3 separate regions of the Mus musculus genome follow, and all the other regions are linked to region 1. The links are chromatin loops, found by intact Hi-C in ENCODE. Cell type or tissue: left cerebral cortex. All regions are shown on one strand.

Region 1 (2,500 bases):
ACCCTGGGAATATTCCCAGGACAGCTTCAGAGGCACACGTGTGTGCAGACACACGCGGCTGCCTGTGTACTCGGCATGCACACCCAGCTGCAGCAGTTCTCTGTACAGGGTCTCTTGATTTTTAACCCCAGTGAGTCCTTTCTAGTGTAACACTCCTGACAAAAGCAGAGATGGCCTCCTAACAGGCAGAATGGGGGACAGGTTGCAGGTTTATATGGTCTGTGTGATGGCTGCATCCTGGCGCTGCTCTACACACACCTTTGACATTGACTTTTCTTTGGCCATGAAATCTTGAGCTTCACTGCATTGTGCTCTCAGGCTCCCGGAGGCTCATTAGCTGTAGTAGAAGAGGGTGGAGTGACGGTGGAGAGATTATCAAGGACAAGCTGGGTGTGCAGCACCTTTGGGACTCTGCAGATCACATGATAGGGCATTACAGACCTGACACCCGGTATTTTATTCAGTCACAGAAGCAGGGTTTTTTGGTTTTTTGTTTTTGTTTTTTAATAAATACTGGTGCATCTTGAAGACTTTAAAGTAGTATTTTAAATTTTATTTTCCTTAGAAATATATCAGCAAAAAAAAAATCTCTCTCCCTTATATTTATAGAGAATGGAGATTATTTCTGATAATTTCAGAGTTCATCTAAAATTTCTAGGCTTTGCACAGAAGCTGCATGCCCCTATAAGATGCCTTCTGTAGGCAAACAAAATGCCAGGCAGACCTTTAATAAATGCCAGCCAATCTGCCTCCTCTCCTTCACTACCCTCCTTGCCACTTGGGTGTCACCAAAGGTTTCCTGCTGTCTGGGATACTCAGCAAGTCACAGGGCATATTCTGCACCATGCATACAGTGTGTTACTGGGGGGGGGGGGGATGCAATTTTTGCCTAAATAAATAAATAAATAAATAAAATCTTCCCATTTAAATCCCTGAGGCCTGAATGTCCACATAGGTGACAAAATATTTTATCATGGATGTGTCTGGAGAAAACAAGGAAGGTGACTAAGGCTCAGCAGGAGTCAGCTCAGTGCCATAGGAACTTGATGTCAAGGGGGAGGGGCTGTCTTAAGATCTATGAGCACTGTGGGAAATGGGAGTGTATGTATGTCTTTTGTTGTTTTAAAATAAAGTAATGGCTTTCCCCATTTCCTGTATTTACAAAGTCTTGATTGTGAATGTGGTTAAGCATAATTAACATGGCAATAGGCTGGACATTCGGGGCGTTTTAGAATGAACCCTCCCATTTATCTGGCTTTTTAGTGAGGCTCACCTAAGCTAGGTAGGTGCCCTGGGGCTACCCAGGCATATGATATACATTTTCTTGGCCATGGCACTCAGGTGCATGCTGGACCTAGGTGGCAGGCACTGTGAGCCTGGGAGACACGGAGCTGCTGCTACCTGCATGCCAATTGTGTCCCCGCCATAGGACACTAGTGGGCGGCAAACCTCGCCAGACTCATGCAGCAAGCTCTCAACAGAGCAGGCAAACCTCTGCCTCCGAGGACGCTCCACACACTTGTATAGGGCTTTCCTGAGACGCCGCCTCCCCAGTGTCCCTCAAGTTCATTGCGCCCAGACTCTATAGCTCTGGAGGTGGAGTTTTACACATAGCGATTATGTTCAGGGTTTGGCAGGTCAGAGATGGTCTGCAGCCTTTGTTTTCATTTATACAAAGAAGGACGCAGCTTGCAGCAATGTCTCCAATCCCGGAAGATGCACAGAGGGAAGGGTGGTGTCGGGAGTCCATAGTCCACAGAGAGGTGCATTGGTTCCTCCCTTGCACACTGCCCAGAGAGCCCAGGGGTGGTGCGTGCATCTTGGAGGGGGCAGCTCCTTGCCTGATTGGCTGACCTTCCAATGTCATTCCAGGAGCCGCGGGGCCTCTCCTCTGCTGCTGGTGACAGGGGCTATGCTGGCGTGCTGCTTGTCCGCAGTCCGTCAATCTCCTGCAGCTGTGGCTGCAAGGCTCTGGGGGTCTGGAGCCGCGCCCCACACCCACACCAGGCAAATCGGGCAGCACCTGTTCCTCTGGGTCAGCTTTAACTCTTCATATTCTGAGGATCTAGGTGCAGAAATTCTCAGCTCACCTCTGTCTGCCCCCCCCCCCCCAACACCTCAACTATATTCACGTTCCTTAATGTTTTGAAAACCTAAGCTAATTCAAAGTTGTATTTCCTTTGCTATACGCTTGGCGAGAATGAAGATTCCGGCAGCCCTGTGGTGTATGATGCTGCTATGAATTCTGAGGGGAGCATCAGAGTGCCTTCTGCAGGCAGCAAGCTCTCCACCTGGGCTGCAGGAATGAAGAGCCAATGGGAAGGGCAGATCCCTGAGTTAGTTCAAAGGCCAGACAGCTTCTGCCCAGATGCTCAGAGGGCCAGGTTCAGCCTCCATTATCCTTCCTAAAACCTTGTGCTCTGATGGCTTCAGGGAAATCTATAGCTTGTCAATTTGAGGGTTACCTGAGAAGTGATTCAGTCTCAATAGATGCTACCAT
Region 2 (2,500 bases), 480 kb after region 1:
GTTGGAAAGTTTATTTGTATAAAAATAAATCCAGTGGCCAATCTATTCACTTTGAAAAAGAACAGTGTGGGAGGGGGGAGCGTCTCACCAGGTCAGCAGATCCCCACATAAGCCATGCTACTGCCATTTGTACCTGGATGAGCTTCAGCCACATTCCTGAGAGGGGAAACAGAGTGGCTTATCTCAACTTTTTGAGCTTCTGTTCACCATGTGTCAATGCCTGACACCCCCCCCCCCCAATTCAGTTAAAGGTTGCCCATTACCCAGGTGTAGATGGGAGGCTCATAGTTAGCCCTGTGAATCTTCCCTTCCTTGGGTATAGACGACAGACATGAAGCAAGCCTGACTCCAGAGACCCCTGCTGCACACCACTGGCCTCTATTTGCTTCGAATTTTCACCTTTGAATAAGGATAAAAAGGGGAATGCCAGGGGCTGGAGAGACGACTCCATTTTTTTTTTTAGCAGAGTTTGCTGCTCTTGCCGGGAATCTGACGTCAGTTTCCAACACCAAAGTCTGGTTGTATCTTCTTGTCATCATGAAACCCAGAATCCCCACAAATTCCTCAGTGTGGAGTCTCCCTTTCTGAGCTCTTGTATCCTGGATCACCTGGGTTTTCTGCAGCTGTGTACCACTGCACATCACTGTTGGGTCACCCCTAGGCTCAGGTGAACAACCTCTTGTCCGACCGTCCTCTTGACTCTTTGGGTAACTTTTCTTTTCCCCCTTTCCCTCTCTCAGTGCCCTGGGCTAACCTTCAGCAGTGTAAGCCTCACACTAGGTGGTATTGTCCACATCCTTGTCAGGGTCCCTTGAGCCCAGAGCCTTGTGTCAAGGAGGTACCTGGCTCATGCTTGCCCAGCCTGATGCACAGCTTATGTAGGAAGCACTTTACTGTGGAGCAGTTGTGCACGTGGAACATGGAGAAAATGAGTAAGACAGTTGCCACCCAATGATGACAGAGGACTGCATGCATCTTAAGAGAATTTGCAGGAATCTAAAGGAAAATGTTAATTTATATTCCTCCATCCCCAGAAGACTATTCTGTAAAGGTTTCTGTGGAGGGAAGAGAGATGGAATAGACATTAGGAAGGCTTGCCCATGGAAGTCACCAGCATCCATGGTGATGGAGTGAGCTGTGGGCCTTTCCACATCCTGGCCTCTTTGCTGTCACTCTGTTTCTTTAAGGATGAAGAAGATTGGAGAGAGGCATATAAAAATGCAGTCACTTGCAAGCCGTTCTAATGGATTGACATGGTACTAGTGTTGTCATGGAGATCAAAGAGAGGCCCTTAAGGATATGGGGGTTGAGAGGGATTGAGAGGCCAAAAGGAATGGTAGCTGCCGGGGGGGGGGGGGGGGGGGGGTGGTGGTGGAGAGGGATAGGGAGGAGGTCTGCAGAGAACAGCAAATGAGAGAAATGAATGTCAGGAAATCAGGACCATTACTAGATCTGGGGGTGGCAGGGAGGGAAAGGAATAATTAAATAGGGTAAACAAGTAACCTTTCACAAGAAGCAAGCATAATGGCAAATGTGACCTCTGCCCCAGAGTATACAGTTCCTTCAGAGGGATTCTAGAAAAGGAGAAGAGATATTACTCACTTATGAAATCACAGGTGTGGGTGTGTAACACCAGGTTCCAGGTGCAAAGGGGCTCACTTGCAGGGCTCCTGAGCTTGGACATAGAGTTACTTTGCTTGTTCTGTTCCCAGGCACATTAAGTACTCTTTTATGTGTTTTAAGAGGAGTGCTTGCCAGGTGGGATTTTGCATAAACCTATAAGTTTCTCTCCAGTGGTGTGGTGGTTTGAATAAGAATGGCCTCCGTAGGCTTATATGTTTGAATGCTTAGTTATCAGGGAGTTGCACTACTTAGAAGGATTAGGAAGTGTGGCTTTGTTGGAGTGGGTGTGGCTTTGTGGAAGGAAGTATGCCACTGGGGGTGAGCTTTGAGGTGTCAGTATCCTGTGCAAGGCCCAGTCTCTCTCTCTCTCTCTCTCTCTCTCTCTCTCTCTCCCTCCCTCCCTCCCTCCCTCCCTCTCTCTCTCTATCTGTTTCTCTCTCTACCTCTCTCTTCCTATTTCTGTATATCTCTCTGTTTCTCTGTGTGTGTGTGTGTGTGTGTGTGTGTGTGTGTGTGTGTGTGTTTGTCTCCCTCTCTCTCAGCCTAGGGATCAGAATGTAGTTCTTAGCTACTTCTCCAGCACCATACCTGCTGACTGCCATGTTGCAACCTTGGTGTGGACAGAACAGGAGGAGGACATGTTAGTGACCATGTTCCCAGAAGACCTGGTACTCAGGCTCACAGCCAGCTCCTATGAAGCAGCATGCATGCAGAGGGCTTCTTGCTGAGTAAGTCTGAGGAAAGGTGTTGAGGCACTACCCTCCAGAATGAGTAGGGTTTGGGGAGTAGAATGGAGGAGAATATTTTTTGTGTAGCAGGTGTTTCTCAGATGGACTGTGTAGGAGAGCTGAGATGATGTTGCTGCTGGTAGAGGTGA
Region 3 (2,500 bases), 96 kb after region 1:
TCTGAGGATTCCCTACCTCTGATCAAAGGGGGAACCAAACAGTCTGTAGATACACAGTCACCAATGCACTTAGCCACCAGTGACTCATTTAGATCCCTTTCTTTCGTTTATAAATTTTATTTGTATGTATGTGTATGTGTGCACATATGCTGCCACCACAAGTGCCCATGGAAGCTAAAAGAGAGCATCAGGTTCTCCAAAATTGGAGTTACAATTGTGGGCCTCCTGATGTGGGTGCTGGGATCTGAACTCCAGTCCTCAGGAAGAGCAGCAGACACTCTTTACCACCGAGTGAGTCATTTCTCCGGGCTTATCCCTATCCCACCTACCCCCCAACCCCCGTACCTGTCCCTCTAATATTGGTCTCAGACTCTTAAATTATCTAGTTACACTGAAACAAACTTCCAGGTTCAGGTAGGCATTTAATGTTACACTGTCTTCCTCTGTCCTTTCCACAGGACAACAGTATGGCAGGTAAATCAAAATGGGGAACTTCGGTTACATTACTTTGACTGTGTAAGCATTAGCTGTCATGGAACCATAGGCAATGAATAGGATATTTTTCTATTCCAGCATTGTGCTTTCTGGAGGAAAAATAGTCAGTTGCTTCTTTGTTTACTTAGTTTCACAGTGCGAGTTACTAATTCACCCTCTGGTTTCTCCATCTGAGCTTGGTTCCCTTCCCAACACATTCAGATGCATCGCAGCCTTTGCACACTCATCTTTTTCCCAGACGCTTCTCTCATCAGGGGGGTGGGGTGGGGTACACCTTCTTTCCCAGCCTGGACTGTTTTGTACTGGGATATGGTATTCCAGGTAGGTATATTAATCTGTTTTTTTTTTTTTTTTTTTTTTTTGTCTCATTGCTCTGAACACATAGCTACCTTAGGGGAGGAGGAACATCTATTCTGGGTCACAGGCTAAGAAAAAACGCACGCCATTGTGGTGGCAAGGACACCTGACAGCACATGGCACCCACAGTCAGGAAGCAGAGGCCAGAAGTGGTGCCAGATTGTCAAGTACCCCCAGTGCTCTATTGTGGTAGTATAGGCTCACAGTCCCACACTGCTTCTGTGGGTGTTAGCACTGCATGTAGGTTTCCCTCTTATATGGAGAGAGCATCCCAAACCCTGCTATAGTTTATTCAGCTCTTCAGTGAATGCTGGTGGGTTCTGGCAGTGTAGCGCTCTGCACCCCCACCTCATGTGTTGTTCTGTGGTTACTTGTTGTTTTGCTAAGTGATGGTTTTCTTTCTTTCTTTCTTTCTTTCTTTCTTTCTTTCTTTCTTTCTTTCTTTCTTTCTTTCTCTTTCTTCCTCTCTCTTTCTTTTTCTTCCTTTCTTCATTAATTTTTCCTTCCTCCATCCCTCCCTCTGTCCCTCCTTTCCTCCTTATTTTCTTTCTTTCTTTCTTTCTTTCTTTCTTTCTTTCTTTCTTTCTTTCTTTCTTTCTTTCTTTCTTTCTTTCTTCCTCTCTTCCATGTTGGGGAACACACTTTCATACAAGTGATCTCCACAGTCTCCCGTTCATGTTTATAATTAAGAAGCTGTCTTCTCCACATGATCATAATGCTGGCATGAGTCCCCATGCCCTTACTTCTGCCTGTCCCCTTTATTCATAATTTCTCACATGATTCTGATATCATCATACTTTCTTCACTACCTTTACTTCCCCCCTAAATATCTGCAAATTCCAAGGAATCTGAGTTAGTCTGATTTTCATTACTATGACAAAATTCTTGAGGCTAGGTCGTATTTGAAGAAAAAAAGGCTTATTTAACCTACAGTTTTGGAGATGTTTATTGAAGTTCTGTCTCTGTCATCCTATATACCCTGGCCATAACACGTGGTTTCAGATAACATCATGCCAGATATGTGTATATGGGAGAGATCATGTGGAATGACATCAAACCTTAGACTACTGAAGGCCCAGTCTCTGATAATAACTAACTACAGCCTTGTAAGAATTATATGTCCAAGAGTGACAATCCCATTAGGTCCCACCTCTTAATGAGCCCACTGTCTCCGCATTGTTACACCTTTGCTGTGAAGAGACACAATGACCCCAACTCTTACAAGAAAAACACTTAATTGGGGCTGGCTTACAGTTTTAAAGGTTTAATGGATCATCGTCATGGTAGTATATAGGCAGACATGGCGCTGGAGAGGTAGCTGAGAGTTCTACATCTGGATCCTCAGGCAGCAGGAAAAGAACTGCCACACTAGACTTAGCTTGAGCATCTGAGACTTCAAAGCCTGCCTCCGAAGTGACATACTTCTTCCAACAAGGACACACCTCCTAATAATGCCACTTCCCAAGGGGCTATAGGAGCCATTTTTATTCAAACCACCAAACTGTCCATTACAAACTTGACAGGAATTGGTATCCCCTGGGAGGCAGGCCTATAGGGAATCATGCTGAATAATTAGAATATAGTAGACTAACTGAACACTGAAGACCCACAGTAAAATTGAGCAGTGCCATTTCCTGGGCATGGTTCC

Evidence for each region. Hi-C counts contacts between places; a loop is a spot of excess contacts. Peaks named below come from ENCODE experiments on the same cell type or tissue, not always from the same donor. Only the 100,000 strongest peaks of a DNase experiment are listed, where the experiment ranks them.
Region 2: it touches region 1 in a loop (2.2-fold over the local background); 3 of 42 quality-filtered maps call a loop at or near these places.
Region 3: a loop joins it to region 1, with 2.8 times the contacts of the local background. A loop is called at or near these places in 4 of 42 quality-filtered maps.

The regions. Positions count from the first base shown.
Region 1 is chr16:97,164,957-97,167,456 of GRCm38, reverse strand. The region is part of intron 1 of Dscam (DS cell adhesion molecule); the gene reads left to right. Among named protein-coding and RNA genes, the nearest start is that of Dscam, 4.5 kb to the left of the region's middle. In left cerebral cortex, a CTCF peak has its summit at 1,435 (motif pointing right); DNase peaks (open chromatin) are centred at 24 and 1,466; H3K4me3 peaks cover 1,662 bases.
Region 2 is chr16:96,689,041-96,691,540 of GRCm38, reverse strand. All of the region lies in intron 16 of Dscam (DS cell adhesion molecule), which reads left to right. Among named protein-coding and RNA genes, the nearest start is that of Gm32509, 29 kb to the left of the region's middle. In left cerebral cortex, no CTCF peak of the experiment used is centred here; a DNase peak (open chromatin) is centred at 972; H3K27ac peaks cover 188 bases.
Region 3 is chr16:97,068,843-97,071,342 of GRCm38, reverse strand. All of the region lies in intron 1 of Dscam (DS cell adhesion molecule), which reads left to right. Among named protein-coding and RNA genes, the nearest start is that of Dscam, 100 kb to the left of the region's middle. In left cerebral cortex, no CTCF peak of the experiment used is centred here; a DNase peak (open chromatin) is centred at 1,050.